Linked DNA regions of Homo sapiens: regions 2 and 3 are each linked to region 1. The links are chromatin loops, found by intact Hi-C in ENCODE. Cell type or tissue: B cell. All regions are shown on one strand. Links, peaks and the distances in the headings refer to the core of each region. The heading gives the core; the rest is flanking DNA.

The links. Peaks named below come from ENCODE experiments on the same cell type or tissue, not always from the same donor. Only the 100,000 strongest peaks of a DNase experiment are listed, where the experiment ranks them.
Region 2: it touches region 1 in a loop (13-fold over the local background); 27 of 110 quality-filtered maps call a loop at or near these places.
Region 3: a loop joins it to region 1, with 17 times the contacts of the local background. A loop is called at or near these places in 2 of 110 quality-filtered maps.

The regions. Positions count from the first base shown.
Region 1 is chr9:99,182,356-99,188,309 of GRCh38, forward strand. LOC105376174 (a long non-coding RNA gene) reads left to right here and starts at 1,968. Exons shown (of 2, transcript XR_930169.3): 1 at 1,968-2,047; 2 at 2,239-3,181. It also overlaps the pseudogene RN7SL794P. RefSeq lists an enhancer at 2,347-2,556 and a silencer at 5,101-5,220. In B cell, for the core only: CTCF peaks have their summits at 2,448 (motif pointing right) and 2,651; DNase peaks (open chromatin) are centred at 2,416 and 4,660; H3K27ac peaks cover 1,580 bases.
Region 2 is chr9:100,007,790-100,013,303 of GRCh38, forward strand. The region is part of intron 8 of ERP44 (endoplasmic reticulum protein 44); the gene reads right to left. Among named protein-coding and RNA genes, the nearest start is that of ERP44, 88 kb to the right of the region's middle. In B cell, for the core only: CTCF peaks have their summits at 3,469 (motif pointing left) and 3,671; a DNase peak (open chromatin) is centred at 3,462.
Region 3 is chr9:99,657,329-99,662,842 of GRCh38, forward strand. The region is part of intron 3 of LOC101928438 (a long non-coding RNA gene); the gene reads right to left. Among named protein-coding and RNA genes, the nearest start is that of NR4A3, 160 kb to the right of the region's middle. In B cell, for the core only: no CTCF peak of the experiment used is centred there; a DNase peak (open chromatin) is centred at 3,063; H3K4me3 peaks cover 897 bases; H3K27ac peaks cover 1,604 bases.

The DNA of each region.
Region 1 (5,954 bases), core at 925-4,924:
CTCACTTGCCTTGTGATTTTTTTTTTTAAATTTTGGACAGAGAACATTCCCATATTTGACCATGGACTCACTTCTTACAGAAAATCCCATGGGATAAACATTCCACATAGTAAACATTTAGGAAATAATGGTGTGGTCAGAGGCTACATCTTTACCCTGCCGGTTTTCTCAAAGCACTGCCCATGGGCCACCTACACTAGAATCTTCTTAGCTCCATTACACAACTACTGAATCACAGTCTCAGGCCTGTGGCTTGGAAATCCGCATTTTCAAAGCTCTCTGAGCTATAGTCTTACGCTTATTGAAGTTTGGGATCCACCAGGTGACAGAGTTGTGCCTCCACTTTACAGACACCATGACTTGATCAATTTACATCCAGGTACCTCCTCCTGGCTCCCTAAAACTCATTTCTCTCATCACCATGTGGTACCCGGATAATTTTCTCAGCTCTGTTCCAAGCAGCTTGCATTTATCTTTATTGTTGCTCTTTTTATTGATTTAGGTCCATCTCTGCAATTCGTCAAGCTTGGATTGCATTTTAATCTTGTCCTCCAAAGTAGCTAAGATCCCTTCCAGCTTCCTATCATCCAGAAATCTGATTAGCTGGGTCTCGATTCCATCCTTCAAGCCATTAATGAAAACATTAAATGGTCCTGGCTTGGCATGAAGGTCTTCAGGGTTCTCGGTGGGTATATGGCTCCCATATCTGCCACTAGCCTCTGCTTGGCATAGTCCTGGGTTGGAGATCAGGCCCAATATTTCAGTTGTAGGTTACTGCATCCTCATGCTTCCTCATCCATGCACGTAGTGCAAATCTGTGTAGGAAAAATACAACCTAGTAATTAATTAATTCATTAGACATTAGATCAACAAATGTCTTTAAAACACTAGGTTTTTCCTCACACCAGTGGCATGTTGACCTCAGAATGAAGAAGCTAATGCCGAGTGTGTGCATTAGAAAGATCGATTTTTATGTAAAATGCAACTCGGATCTGTCTTTGTGATACACCATTCCAGGAGGAGATGACCTCAAGACAAGCAGCTTCCATGCAATACTGCAGCAAGGGCTTACTTTCCTGAGCATTTCCCACGCTCCAATCACTGCTCTAATTCCTTTAGATGTGTTAACTCACTTCCTGCTCACAATACTTCTATGAGGTGAGTGCTATGGTTATCTCCCTTTTTTAAGGTACTATGCAGATAGTGCCAGAGCTGATAAGTGTCAGAGCAAGAATTCAGGCTCAAGCAGTCTGGCTTCAGGGCCCAGGCTCTGGACCACTCTTCCATCCCGTTGCAGCAGTGGTTGAGTGGATTATGTGGTGGGAACAGCCTACCCAGTGCTCAGAACCCAGAAATGATCAGAAAGACTCACCGTGGTGCTCATGGGTTTTCAGCAGTCATCTCTGTTCATGTTCCCAAACCATGCCAATCAATATTCTTTGCTGCTATTGGGTAGATGAGGAAATGGAGGGACCAAGATAACTGCCCCAGAGCCAACCCCAGGTCCAGCGGACTCTTTCCTCCTCAGAGGCTTGCCCCAGGAGAGACCAGCTGAACAGGCATTGCCTGGGACTCCTTGGGGAAGTGGAGGTTGGAAAAGTAAGTGAAGGAACAAGCACTGGGGGGGGGGTCAGTGTTCAGTTCATCCCTTGCTATGGCCCCATCCTCAAACCTGTCACAAAGCCCTGCCAGCCAGGGCACCCACAAAGCCCACCTTCTCCAGAGGGGCCTGAATCTCTTGTTGGGCTTGGTGTGGGTTTCGGAGGCGATGACTGGGCTGAAGTGACCTCTCTCATTCAACAGACTCAGCCACTCAGGGCTGGGCCTGGCCTGACTCTAGGAGCACAAGATGCAGCCTCTGTCCTCAGAGATTCAAAGGTTGAGCAGACATTGGCCACAGTCCCGGCTGGCTCCGACCGTGGCAGAGGCTGAACCAGAGCAGAGGAGGAAGCAGAGGGGTGGGCCGCAAGCTCTTCTTGGAGTCTCAGGAGCTGCAGAGAGCAAGCTGGGCTTCCTGGAGGAGGAGGCGTGAGAGTTGGGCCTTGAAGTAAGGTTTCAGTGAAAGCGGAGGTGCGGGGTGGGTGGGGTGGGTGTTGAGGGGGTGTGAACACTCATGCGCGGCCTCATGAGCACTGGAGCAGCGCTGGCGGCTAGTGATTTTTCAGACAAATGCCTGCCAAAGCCTCTGACATAAATCAATTTTTCACTTCATTCCTTCTGACTCAACCCCTCCGTCAGGCACTCAGCAGCTGTTTCCTGAGCTGATGTACATCTCATTAGTCTATCAAGCTCCAACAGCCAAGGCCAAGGCCCCCAGAATGAAAAACTGACGCAGCCACCCCTTCCTGTGCCAGAGACAGGAGAAGGGAGGGAGACTGACGGCCTTTGTTCTCTGAGCAAGACCGTAAAGCACTTCGCCTACAGGCCACAAGAGGGCGATGGTGGTCCACACATAAGATCTTCCCAAAGAGCCAGCCAAAAACGCCTGCCTGGAGAATCTGGAGGTTGTGAAAGGTGACTTTGTTAAGGAAGGGCGATGGCCCTTCTCCCTGCCCCAGAGCTCTGAAAGCCTTTAAAGTGGCTTTAGCAGCGTGGTTTAAGAATGGCTCCTTCGGTACAAGGACGGCCATCACTGCTTCTCCTACTGTGTTTGATGCCAGCGTTCTTCCCGTCTGCAGGGAAGGACGGAGAGTGAGGAGGGCACACAGGACGTAGCTGGCTCCTGGCCATGGACGGTGACCGCTCTGGGGCCAGCAGGGTAGAGCTGCCTTCCTACATCTGAGAACTCAAGGGCGAGAGGGAGGCAGGGCAGGGGAGAGGGTTGGTCTCAGTTCACAGGGCGACCCTCTGGCCCTGGTTCTGACGGCGACTCGCTGTGTAAGCTAAGGAGTGTCTCGCTCTGTACAGCGGGCAGGTGGTGGGTCTCTGCACGTCCAGCATCTCCAGCTTTCCGTCCTCTGAGCTGTTTTGACATGGGAGGCGCTGGCAGGGAGAGAGGGGTCACTGATGTGGGAAGCTGGTGCAGAGCTGGGGAGTAGCTTGTGATGCTGGAGAACCTGGAGATGCCCCTCCCATTCCTTGGGCCTCGACTGTCTCATCTGTGGAATGGGCGGGTCAGACTGGATAATCTCTAACCATTGCTTCCCTTCACTTCTGTCCCAATAAACACACACGGAGCTTTTTCGTTTGTCTTTTGTCTTTTTTTTTTTTTTTTTTTTTTTTTTAGAGACGAGGTCTCACTATGTTGTTCCCCAGGTCTGAGTACAGTGGCTGATCCCACTATTGTCCAGCACAGGAGCTCTGACTTGCTCCATTTCCTACCTGGGCCTGCTCACCCTCCCTTAGGCAACCCGGTGGTCCCCCTCTCCAGAGAGGCCACCATATTAATGCCAAACTTAGCGCAGACACCTGATCGGCATAGTGCACTAAAGCCCAGAACTCCTGGGCCCAAGTGATCCTCCTGCCTTCTGAGTAGCTGGGATGACAGGTGGGTGCCACCACTGTGCCTGGCACAGAGCCTATATTGGTGCTAATACTTCTGATTCTGATTCCATTAAAAAACAAAATAAAACATGTTGCCCTTTGGCTGTTTCTGACCTCCATAGTGCCCCCAAAGTGTCCCAACTGGATAGTGGTTGGAGACCATTACTGTGAATGCACATGTGGCCCTTCTCCACACAGTGCATCTGAGGGAAAATGACAGAACACTCAATCCAATTAGAGGAGGCCAGCACAGGCTGGCAGTGAGGAGCAGGCACGAGGCTGCGTTCCCTGTGCTGGCTCCTGGGCCCATATGCTAAGCTCTGCCTTCAGTTCCTGCAGGAGCTGTCCCTTGTTCAGCCTCAGATGTCCTAGCCTCCAGCCGATGGAGGCTGTGTTAGCTCTATGGTGGCACATGGGCCTTTTGTGGCTCCCATGGCGCATTAATACTTTATGTGGCCCATATTTCTTCAGCTGCATCTTCCAACGCTCCCATTGATTTTTAAATTTCAGTGCAAATACAAAGCAAAACTGAAGTTTATGGAGTGTAGGAGAATCCATCTGAAAATTCCCTAGGGTGGCACCAGAGATTGTAACATTAGATGCACTAAGAAAGAAACAACTGCAGCACATTGCTTGGCTCTGCAGTAAATAATATTTATATAGTCATAGAATTGCAGAGCATAAGAGAGCTGATTATGGTTACTGAAATGTATGGGAGAGTTAGCAAACCTAACAAAAAATAAAAAAAGGTTTGGGGTGGGGAAAAGTAGAACTGAAAGAAGTCAGGAACCAAAGCTGGAGGAAAGATAGAAGGCAAAGAAGCTGCTAGTAACAGTAACAATTGCATCTTACAAAATGAGGAGTCCGGAAATGATGCCTAACATTGATAGAACAAGAAAAAGAGGTTTAACTATTTTATGTCTAGCTGCAAAGGTAACTATGTTAGTCATTAGTGCCACTTGCCAAGATATTTCTGGTTCTCCTTTGTTCTGGATAATTCCTGACCCTCTCTGGTTAGATGGGGCCATGAGATTAGTTCTGGTAACTGAGTTGTGAACCAAAGTGATGGGAATCACTTCCAGGGCTAGCATTTCATTACCAGTGGGATCAATCTTTCTTCTAGAAGGCGACTGGCATTATGTGAGATGGTGGCTCTTCCATCAGCCTTGGGTTTTGAATAATTACAGTGTACAGATTATGCCTCTTCCTGTCCCCCATGGACCTGTAATAGACAAGTCCCATGAGTGAGAAACAAACCTTTCTTGATAGAAGCCATTGGGATTTGGGGTTGTCTGTCATTGCAGCATTACCTGCTGTATCCTGAACTAGCACATAATATAACTTTACTAAAAGGACAGGAGAGGAAGTGGTCGGGGTTATAGGCGAGCTAAGTCTTCAACTATTAGAACATAAAATAAATAGGTAATACAGAATTGTTAATCCAAGAAATAGCAAAATTAACATATTATTTGAGATGTAAAATTGTCTAAAGTGGTTACCACTGGGGAGGGGGACTAGGGATGGAACAAAGGAATTTTGCTTTGTCATAAACCCTTCTCTAGTATTTGGCTTTTGAAATTAAAGTTTGTTAGTTTTTGAAATAGACTAAGTAGGTACAAAAGAGGATACAGGAAGTCAGTCTATTTCTCACTTCTGTTTTCCAATTTGGAGGCAACGCCTTGCCAGTTTCTTAGGTATTCTTACAGGAGCAGTCTAAGAATACAAAAACATAAACAGGCTTACATGCCTTTACTTTCAAGTAGCATTGTATCTTGGACATCATTCCTAACCACTTATTTAAAGCTGCTTTTGCTTAAAAATAGCGGGATAGTATCCCATCGTATGGGTATACTATCACTTAGCTGGTCCGCTATTATGCGACATTTGTTTCTCATTTTTAATGTTATTAACAATGCTCTGTGAATATCTTTGTAAGATGTCATGTTACGCATGGATGAGCCTATCAAAAGGCTAACATCCTGAAAGTGAAATTCCTGGGTATGTGTATAATACATACACCTTTTGAGAAAGTGTACAAACTGCCTACACAAGTTGTATCAATGTTCATTCCCACCAGTACTGGAGAAAGTACCCTGAGCTAGTGTCTCACCTATAAGGTCTATTGATTTGATTTTAATAGGAGTTAAAGTGGTGGGGATTTATTTTCTAAATTACTTCCTGAATTATCCATTGAAATGAATGAAAACAAGACTGTAATACTGCACTGGCATGAAGAGTTTTAAATTAAATCTCACATTCTTCAAATCTCTTTGGCGCTCACTCTTTGCTTCATTTACCCAGCAAATATTGGTTGAGTACCTTCTATGGTCAGGGCTGCTAAACACAGTGAGTGGATGGGTGGACGGACAGATAACCAAACTGTATTTCAGATCTATAGCTCCAGTAAAGGAACTAATGCAGACAAATACTAGGGATTCTGAATATTCTTTCTTTTCTAAAAAATTTTATAC
Region 2 (5,514 bases), core at 1,042-5,041, 830 kb after region 1:
TAGTTGCAATATCCCGGGGGAAAAAAAAGGCCCAGTGGTGTGAATAAACATTAGCCTGAACAGAAGACTGAATTCACTCCCCTCCCCACCTCAAGTACCCAGACAGTCAGAGGACCCACATGCCCTGCTTTGCTGCAGAAACTGATCTGCCCCCACTGTCTGTTAGCCAGTATGGGATATGAGACTTCAGGGTTAGGCTGTTGAATTCATGACATATAGAGGTGAACTATGCTGGTTCTTTACCAAGGTGTTAATTTTAGAGTGGGGTAAACATGACTAGTATTTTCAGTCTTCACAAGTAACAGTGAAAAACAGTATATCAGCAATAAATAAATCTGATTTGCAAAATTTTTTGTATTTTTTTATATTCTAAGGTTGCAAAAACCATTACACTTACATATAAAACTTACCCAAAGCTTGAAGTGTTTTATCCAGGGTAAAAAACAAAACCTCCATTATTTAACTAATTCTCAACCAATATACAATTAACATTATTAATAAATACCTACCCCTATATATTTTTATATACCTCTTTATTTATACACACAGAAAAGCACCTTGAAAATTATAAAGTGCTATTAAAATTTTTATTGTTGTAATTGGAGAATACTACAATGGGTAGACATGATTAAATAAAATGTGATATGTAGACAGATTTAATCATTTATTCTCCCCAACAAATGCTAAGTTCTGACTCATCAGAAAAAGTCCAGAAAGGGTCTCATAACAAAATTATTTTCATCAACTATCCTTTTGAGGATCTCTCCATAAATCTAGGAACTACCTCACCAGAAAGTACAAATGTCCTTTATTTTTTAAAAAACAAACTGGGACCTATTTTACAGGATTAAAAGTTTTCTTCTGGCTCTCATCTCCATATTTAAGCCTATTTCACTTGTATATAAGATCAATTATTAAGCCTCTTGTTACATTTATTTTTTTAAAAAACTGAGATACAATTAGCATACCATAAATTTCACCATTGTTTTTTTGGAGACAGGGTCTCACTGTGTCGCCCAGGCTGGAGTACAGCCTCGACCTCCCCAGGCTCAGGTGATCCTCTCACCTCAGCCTCCCAAATAGTGAGGACTACAAACATGCATGACCATGCCCAGCTCATTTTTGTTATTTTTTGTAGAGATGGGATTTCGCCATGTTGCTCAGGTTGGTCCCAAACTCCTGGGCTCAAGCAATCTGCCTGCCTCAGCCTCCCAAAGTGCTGGAATTACAGGTATGAGGCAACACACCCAGCCCATCATTTTTAAGTGTACAATTTTGTGGTTTTAATTATATTCACAAGGTTGTGCAAACATCACCACTAATTCTAGAGCTTTTTTTTTGAGACGGAGTCTCACTCTGTAGCCCAAGCTGGAGTGCACTAGTGCAATCTTGGCTCACTGGAACCTCTGCCTCCCGTGTTCAAACGATTCTCCTGTCTCAGCCTCCTGAGTAGCTGGGACAACAAGTGCACATCACCATGCCCAGCTAATTTTTTTGTATATTTAGTGGAGATGGGGTTTCACCATGTTGGCCAGGATGGTCTCAATCTCCTGACCTCATGATCCATCCCCCTCGGCCTCCCAAAGTGCTGGGATTACAGGCATGAGCCACTGCGCCCAGCCCCAGAATATTTTTTATCACTTCAAAAAGAAACCACATACCCATTAGTAGTGATTCCCATCTCCCCTCTCCCCACCCCCTGGCATCACATTCATCTTTTAGTAAGCTGATTTTTTTCTTCCTCATCTTTTATCTCTTGGACTCACATTTTTTCTTCCCCCATCCATTAACTGATGCTGGTCTCAATGACTGTCTTTGGACTTCTCTGCTCTAGCCTGACAAGTTCATGTAGTTCAACAGTTTTGATCACTACTTCTAACTGATCGCTTATCTGTGTCTACAAGCCCAGCTCCAGTACAAAATCCAAGCCTAGGTTTCCATCTGCCTGCTTAATATCTCCATTTCAAATTCTAAACAAGTACCTTAAATACTCAAAACTAATGCCTAGTCCCCTCCTCTCTAACCTCCTTCTCCTGTTTTCCCATTTTCTTTAGTACTTCTGCTTCTCTCTTAGCACTTTTCTTTTCAGGACGTAATGCCGCTTCTCTAAAGTCATCTCTCATTCCACTCCATCCCTGTCAAAGGAAAATTCTTTTTTCTAAACTCCAAGAGCATTTTATCAATGGAAAATTCTTTTTTCTAAACTCCAAGAGCATTTTATCAGTGCCCCTCATGTGGCACGGGGCATGACTTTGTGTTACGTTATCTGTACATATGAAATATTAAACTGAAAACCCCTTGAAGACAATCTTATTTCATTTCTCTTTTCCTCACAATCAACATATATCAATAAATAAACAAATGTTGCTAAATAGGTGGTAATTCATGCTGCTTAGGCTTCCAAGTTTACTATGTCCATACAAGCATATTCTTTACCAAACAAATGTTAAAAGATTAAGGAGAAGAATATCAAGACAACCAGATTTACAGGAAACAGATCCTTCCCCACAGATTACATGATTTAATGGTTGGTTAAATGGTTAAATGGTTGCTTACAACATAATAAATCTCAAGAATTATTAGATGTGCCAACAACCACGGGGAAGGGAGATGCCGTTTCACTGTTTAAGATTTTCCAGGTCTATACCTTTAAATCTGGTTTTAAAAACTACCCCTGCAAGAACTACCACAGCAGGCAAATAGTCATGACAAATTCTTAAATTTTCCTGGGCCTCTGAGGACTAAATGAGTGAATGCAAATTTTTTTAAAAATTGTAAGTAATCCAACTAAACATACCTGAGGCCTACAGAAGTAAGAAAACCAGGGACAGGCTGGGCACGGTGGCTCACACCTGTAATCCCAGCACTTTGGGAGTCTGAGGCGGGTGGATCACCTGAGGTCAGAGTTCGAGACCAGATTGACCAACATGGTGAAACCTTGTCTCTACTAAAATTACAAATATTAGTTGGGCGTGGTGGTGGGCGCCTGTAATCCCAGCTACTCAGGAGGCTGAGGCAGGAGAATCCCTTGAACCTGGGGGGCAGAGGTTACAGTGAGCCGAGATCGCACCATTGCACTCCAGCCTGAGCGACAAGAGCGAAACTCCATCTCAAAAAAAAAAAAAAAGAGAAAAGCAAAAAAAAGAAAGCCAGGACATTCATTTTTATAAACTGTTAGCAGAAAAAGTCTAATCCACCCTCTCTTTCAAAACCAAGTTTAAGATCAAAATGGAAAAGACTAACAATTCAAATATAAAGAAATATTTTTTAAATGTTTACTTCCTTAAAGTTTGATATAAAGGACTTCAAACGGTCTGCTTTACAATTGCTTGTACTTAACTATTCTATTAATAAATTCTAAGTTAAAAAAAAACATAAGTATGAATGTGCATTAAAAAGCAGAGGGAGCTTAAATCCCAATCTCTTCTAGGCTTCTGGTACTATAAAACTATGACACACCACTGACACCTTGTGGCCAAACACTCAAATTGTAGGAGCAGTATTTTGAATTCTGTGAAATGTCTTATCTACCTTAAAATGCTATTAATGATAGGAAAGAGATGGAGGCAAGACAAGATTATGCATGCTATGTCCAATCTATATATCCAGTATTAAAAAGAAAAGAAGAGAATATAAAATTGAGTGCAGTGCACATAGAAGGGTATTATTCAATGAAAAATGAGAATTATGTATATACTAGTGAAAATGTCTTACTTTGCCTTACAATGAAAAATGGTTTGAAAGCCACTATTTGGTCCAAACATTTGAACTCCTGTACCTGAGCATCCAGTGTGTCATGGGGGGTAATGACACATAATTAAAGATAGAAAGACACCCAATCTGAGCATATTTATTCAAACCATCTCAAAAAACTACATATAAAACAACTACAATGACTCAAGATGCATCTTAACAATATGAATTACTCAGAATCCAGGGAAATACTACTTTGAGAAGCAGGTTCAAAAATAACACTGAAAAAAGCAACAGAACATTACTGAATAAAAAAATACTCTGGTCACTAAGAATGGACTTAAAATGCCAAGCTGTCATATAGAAATAAAGGTTGAGTATCTCTTATTCAAAATGCTTGGGATCAGAAGTGTTTTGGATTTTGAAATATTTGCATTATTCTTACCGCTGCAGCATCCCTAATCTAAAACTCTGAAATGCTCCAAGAGTGTCATGTAGGTGCTCAAAAAATTTTGGATTTTGGAGCATTTCAGATTTTCAAATTAGAAATACTCCCCGAAATTCTAAAAAACTGGGGAAAAGGAAGTAGAACCAAAGAATCTCAGGAACAAAAGAAACTAGAAAATTTGGTAAAGCAACTTCTTCAAACCAAAAAAAAGAGACTTTCCAAGAAAAGGCTTGTGTTAGAATTTTCACTCAAAAGTCTTCTATAATTCAAAATTCCAAAATATTTTAAAATATGGCATTGCATTAAGATATGCAATGAATTTGCATATCTATTGCAATATCTATTGCATATCTAGTGCAATAGAGCCTGATAAGTTTATGATATTTAAGCTTGCAGGCTTAAAAATATATTAATCACATTTCATGAGAAGCCATTTTTAGAACCTTGATTTGAGAAATAGCTATTATAAACAAGTAGGATGTCCCAGTGGGGTATTCTGACATGTTAAACTGGATCCTGGCAGCACTAATCCTCTTTCTATGAAACACTCAGCAAAGAGCCAATGTAAGATGATTTAGGTTTGCAATGATCTGTCCAAGCAGACACACCCAGAGAATCTCATACAAACATTCATACATTTGATTTGAAATTGCTACAAGCTTAATAAGAATTAAATATTATTTTATGGTGGAAAAGGTATACCAAAAATGTACCATGCTGACATAAAAATACTAACTTATTTTTATGTACTAAAATGCAAAGGCAACGTTTAAATCAGGTAAAAAAAAGTCTTTTAAAGAGTTTTTAAATGCTGTTGGCATAGACTTCTGCTTCCAGAAAGATGAAGTAGACACTTTTCTCTATTTCTCCCAGGAAGTTCAGCTAAAAATCCTGGACATTATATAAACAAACATAAGGCCCTGAGAAGCAAATAAAAGAAAGCAGACTGGCTAAGGACTTAAGGATCCAAGAAATAGTACTCAGTTCCTTGGGTTTTCTTTTTGCCTTATATATCCCAGTCTAAGTGTTGGAAATGGCAATGGACGCAGATCAAAAATACCCCAAGAATGCATTCTCAAGACAAAGAGGGGGCAAAGAGCATTCTGGTTTGCTCACAATGGTCAGTCCCAAAAGTTAAGTGTTGCTCTCTCTTCCCCAAGAAAGGGAGAAAGAGATAGTAAGATCTAAGAGCTGGAAGCCTCTGGAAAGATTCAGGGAATCTTGGAGAATTCACATATATTATCTCCAAATCTGAAAGCACTTAACAATATACATACACCTTAGTAACAGAAGACATCAAATCTGAAATTATACTCTTTCTTAAGAACTCCAGGTTTTGTTGTATTACAATTAGGTTAAGCTATAGTGCTAAA
Region 3 (5,514 bases), core at 1,042-5,041, 480 kb after region 1:
ACCACATAGAAACTGTATTTTAAAATAATACATAGTTAGCAACAAACAAAAATCTAAAAGGCCTTCTTACACCCAATTACCTCTGATCGGTGCCCCGCAGGCCCCATGGACTACAAGGTCCTCATGGGTCTTGACCATCTCCTCAATGCTGACCTCCTTCTTCATCCCAACCCCAAAGGTTCTACCAACTGTAGCTGCCTTCTCAGTCACAACTACTTTCTTGACCCAAACTTGAAACCCCAAATTTCTGTTTATCTGACAGGAAAGGAAGAGAAGGGAAAGGAAAGGAAGGGAAGATGGAAATTTCTTTGTTGATGTAGTATGGAGATAAGAGCTCTTAAAAAAAGAGAGAGAAACTGATTAATGCATTGCTGAATTTATACCTTTATTATGTTTTCTTACAAAAGTTATTTTAAAAAGAGTAGGATAAATTATAAGGAAAATGTATAAGACTTGAAGGACTCCTGGTACCAACTTCTGCAATAGTTGAGACTCTTTTGTCAGAAGCTCAGAAAGCGACTTCTAGCACTTAGGCATGCAAGAAAAAGTAATTAATTGGTTAAGCATCATAGATTCAATGAACCAAGTAACACACAGGCCACCAGGGAGAATTAGAACCAAACAGTTCCAAACATCGCATTGGCAGGGCATTGCAAATGGGCTGACTGAGCTCCAACGGCATTCCATACTTGGAAGACTTCTCTCAAGATTCAGAATTCCAAAGAGAGTCTGATTGGCCTATGTTGATTTCTGTGCTCATCCCTTGACCAGAAAAGCAGAGAAACAATGTTTTTGAGCTTCACTATTTAATAGATATGGGGCAACTTCTCAAAGGAAAAGGGATAACTTTACTAGAAGGGGAAAGATGTACTGGGTAGACAGAAGCAACAAATATACCTATCACATTTTCTATAACAGTAATTATGCTCACTCAAGGCAGAAGCCAACCCTCCTAGTGGTGAATTGCACATACCATCTATGAAAAGATCACAACCCAGAAGGCATAGGCAACTGCCACGGATCTAATGAATAGGTGATCAGAAGACCTCCCAATACTCTTGAAAGTACTGAGAACTGATTCCCTATTCTCTCACCTATGACCAGCCGGAGAGAACCATATTTTCTGGTCTTCCAGATGAATCCTATTCAAAATATTATTCACTGTGAGGCTATAATTATTAGTCCTTAACTTACTACTTAACAGTAGCCCTCTTCTAAGCTGTTATCTCTCTGCCTGTTGTTTGGCTTAGGAAATTCCTGCAGGACCTGCCTTGACTTTGAACCTTTTTTATCTCACCTTATTTGTCTTATTCCCACTACATTAGTTAAAACAAAATTCCCCTTTCCTGTCCAGACACATCAGACAGATACCACCAATAAGACCCTCCCTGCTTACTGGCAAGAGCATATCAAAAACACCTAGACAGTTTTCCTAAAAGGAGACCATTAAAAAATAAATTCAGAACCTAAACCAAACTTCTAGGTGTAATTCATTTGACCTAGACTTCTTCAGTGAACATGCCAAGATCTTGTATGTAATGAAGCAGTACTGGTACATTAAAAGCCACTCATGCCACTCTACTGTTTAAAGTCCTTTGCCAGAAATAGAGCAAAACTCAGACTCTTTAGACTGGCATCAAGGTTCTTCACACTTGGGCTCTAAACTCTCTCTCCAGCCTAGTCAACCTACATTTCATGCATACTCCAGCCACACTACACTATTTGTTACTGCCCAATATTGCACATGCATTTCACACCTCTGTATCTTCCTATCTCTTGTTCCTTTGGCTTAGCCTGTCCTTCGTATACTACTTCCACCTGGAAATAATCTTCCCATCATTTAAGATCTACTTTGTGTTATCTTTTCTTCATCAGTCTTTCCCAGCAGGTTGCTTCCTCCTTCTTCCTTGCCAACCATGTTAATTTGTACATTCTTCTTGTTATTGCACTTGTACTGTTTACAGACCTGCCTTTGTCATCAGATTAGGAATCCCTTGAGGTCAAATAATGAATTAAATTCACCCTTGAACCTCCAGCATCAAGTACAGTGGTTGGTGCATAGTAAGCACTCACTATATATTTGAACAGCGAAGAACTTAATAAATCCAACTTGAGATAAGTTACCACCCATCAAGTTTTGTGGGATTCTAAATACCCTAATAAACCATGAAGGCACTCAACATTCTCAGAAATGAAAATGAATGAAAAAAAAAGAATTTTTCAGTCTTTTGTTTGACAAAATGTTGCTTATATAGACATTATATCTAAACAATAAGCTCCATACCCTAGCCACGCTCAGAGATATCTGCGCAACCTGACACCTCTCCTATAATTCTTCTTTCTACTCACAAAGAAAAAAACAGAATGTTTGAAGCCATTTCTCTATTCTCAGAAAATATACCCCATGTATGTCTTCTCTAATTCCTATATATTACAAGGTCAATTAATTATAGATCCACAGAGCTGGAATTATCAGAGACCTTTTGTACTCATCATTTTATAGACAGAATAACTGGGCCTAAAGAGGTGAAATCACTTCCCCAAGGCCATAAAGCAAATCAGCAGCAGCACTAACCTAAGTCTGTTGCTTCCTAATCATCTTACCAAATATTCCCACAGAGATAAAAATTAATTCTCCCACCCACACATAAGCCTTGCAACCACCGGTTCACTTACAAATTATTCCAGGATAATTGTTAATAATTATTACTAAACATGAACAGATTTGGATACTAAATTGTAACAGATAAACCTGCACACACAAGTACTGCTACTAGTACAAAACTCCATGACACAGTTGACCAGTGTCCAACTTAATCGATAGGATCCTTTGGTTTGTTTGTGTCGTATGTGTGTGCACATGTGTGTATGTAATTTTCCCCCCAATTTCTATTAGCACTGTACAAAAAAAGGAAGTTGAAAGTGAGAAGTCTTCTATTGTTGCACAGACATGTGACTCTTGTCTAAATGGCATTAAAATTGTTCAGACATTGAAATGAAAGCAAATGTGCCTGTACCCATCACATTACGTAGGAAAACCAATGTAGGCTGAGTTGCATGTCACCAAATGCCCCACATGTGACAAACAGAGAAAGTGACATAATCCAAGTATTCAGCAAAAGCAGCCCACAGTAACAAATGCATCATTTCTGAAGAGGAAGAGAGAGCAGATGGCTCAGCAAGCAACTGTGGAACAGCCAGCTTCCCCCTCCGCACCTCCAAAACCAAATTGCCTCCCAGTATCTCATCCTAGGCACTGCAGAAACTCAGAGGCAAAACGCTTAAGCACCACAGTAGCAGCGGCCAGGGCAGGAGTCTCAGGTCATGGTGCCCTGAGCTTGGACCCAGATGACCTGAGTTCACAGCAAGATTCTGCTTCTCGCTTTCTATGTTACCTTAAACAAGTTACTTAATTTCTTTAAATTTTATTTCCTCATCTATGTTATATAGGATCAGTAAGACTCCATAATATTCTAGGACATATTGACACGAAAGTGCTTCATGAACTACAAAGTACTCAACAAATGTTAAACTTCATTAATTAAAATGTACCGATTGGTTAGAACTAATACAAGCCAATCTGAAACCTAATAACATATATCATACACAGTGTATGGAGAGCCCTAGCCCTAGTTGATCACGGCTTCACAGATGCTTTTTAAGAGTGGTCAGCGAATTGTGGTTCTCTCTGCTAAAAAGTCACCATGACTATCCTTCTATCTTAAGGGTGGGATAAATCTATTCCATTCATTCCTCATTCAACAGTGGATGCTCAACATGTATTGAACATCCACTGTAAGCCATGCACTAGCTAAGTGACAAAAGATATAGTAGCTGAGGCGTTTTGGATGCTAATTTCTCTTAAAGATAATTATCTCTTTTTCTTTTATTGTTATTGCTTAAAGGGCAAACACCATGGAAAACAAAATAAATATTTAACTACATCAAGAAAGACTAGAGTCAGATATTTCTGGATTATTTGTTGCATCAGCCTAAGAAATAATAATGGCTTATATTGCTAGTACTTAAAAAAAAAAGCTACCATAGGTGTTAACTGACTTAATTATCATACTAGCTGTATGAAAAAGGAATGATTTCCCACTCTTATGAAGCCTAAATGCAAATCTGAGTCTAAAACACTCTCCACTATACCATATTGTCTCTCACTTTAACACCAAGGGTTATCAAGGTGGGAAAAGAAAAGTATCTTCTGGCAAGATAAATCATAATTGTTTTCAATACTCTAGTGTACATTGTTGAGGCAGAGAGATTCCAGGACTTCACTTCCCTCAAACAGCTAAAACAGCTGTTTAGATAAAAACAGCTAAAACAAGCATTAGAAAAACCATAAAAGTGGGACTGAGTAATTTCAATAATCCCTTTTGCTACTGTTTTAATCCCACACAATACATGTATTTTATTTGTTTATTCACTGACATTCTGCTAACTGCAGGAGAAACTCCCAAAAGCTAAGACTAGACTAAAATAGTAGAACACTACTAATTGGCGGATCAATAAACTACTCCATTCTGTTTGCATAAATAGACATTTTGATGGTAATCCTTTGCTTTGATGGCAACCAAAATAGATTAACTGGATCTTTAATAGATGTATATAATAAAAGCCACAGACAATATGCCCTGAAGATCGTCAATCTCATATCCTGGCAGATGGTAGAAATGGAGGAAGGGGAAAAGGAAGGGAAAGAACATTCCTGGAGCAGCTGTTGCATGTGGGTACCACACTGGGCACTTTAAATATTTTAACTCTTTGCAGTTTCATCCTAACCCTACATACAATTTTACAGATGAGGAAACAGAGGCTCAGAGAAGTTAAGACCAGTCCCATCTCTTCACTTGGCCCTACATTATCTTTCAAAATACTCTGATGTGGAAAGGCCAGAGCACACGTGTGTTACAGAGGACCACCTTGGCTCCTGATGCTCCTTAAAGAGGCCACGACTTGTGTGTCATGATTCAGGGATTGGACTTGCTGCCAAGGTCACAGATGGTACACTTGAGATCCCCTAGCCTATGTACAGAGTAGTCCCCAAGAGAGGGAAGGGTAAAGATGAAGCCTTAGAAACACAAAATTAGGACATATACAGGGAGAAAGAGAAATACGAGATGTGAAAGAACAACAAAAGTGCAAATCCATGGCAGTCAAGGATGTGTTAAGAAATAGTAGGTGGTTAAAAGCTATGACGGTCAGTAGAATAACAGCTAAGAACTGACCTCAAGCTTTAGGATAAAGTCTCTATTATCCTGCAAGACCAGAATATCGGTAAAATTGGTGGAATTAACTATTTTTTTTAATGATTATAAAACAGGACAATGCATTTTATGATGGAAAATGGGTAAGCACATAAAAATACCCTTGAACAATGTGGGAGTTAGGGGTGCTGACATCCCCATACAGTCAAAAAGCCACATATAACTTTGGCCTCCCCCAAAATTTAGCTGGGTTAACTATGTTGACCAGAGCCTTACTGATAACATAAACAGTTAATTAACA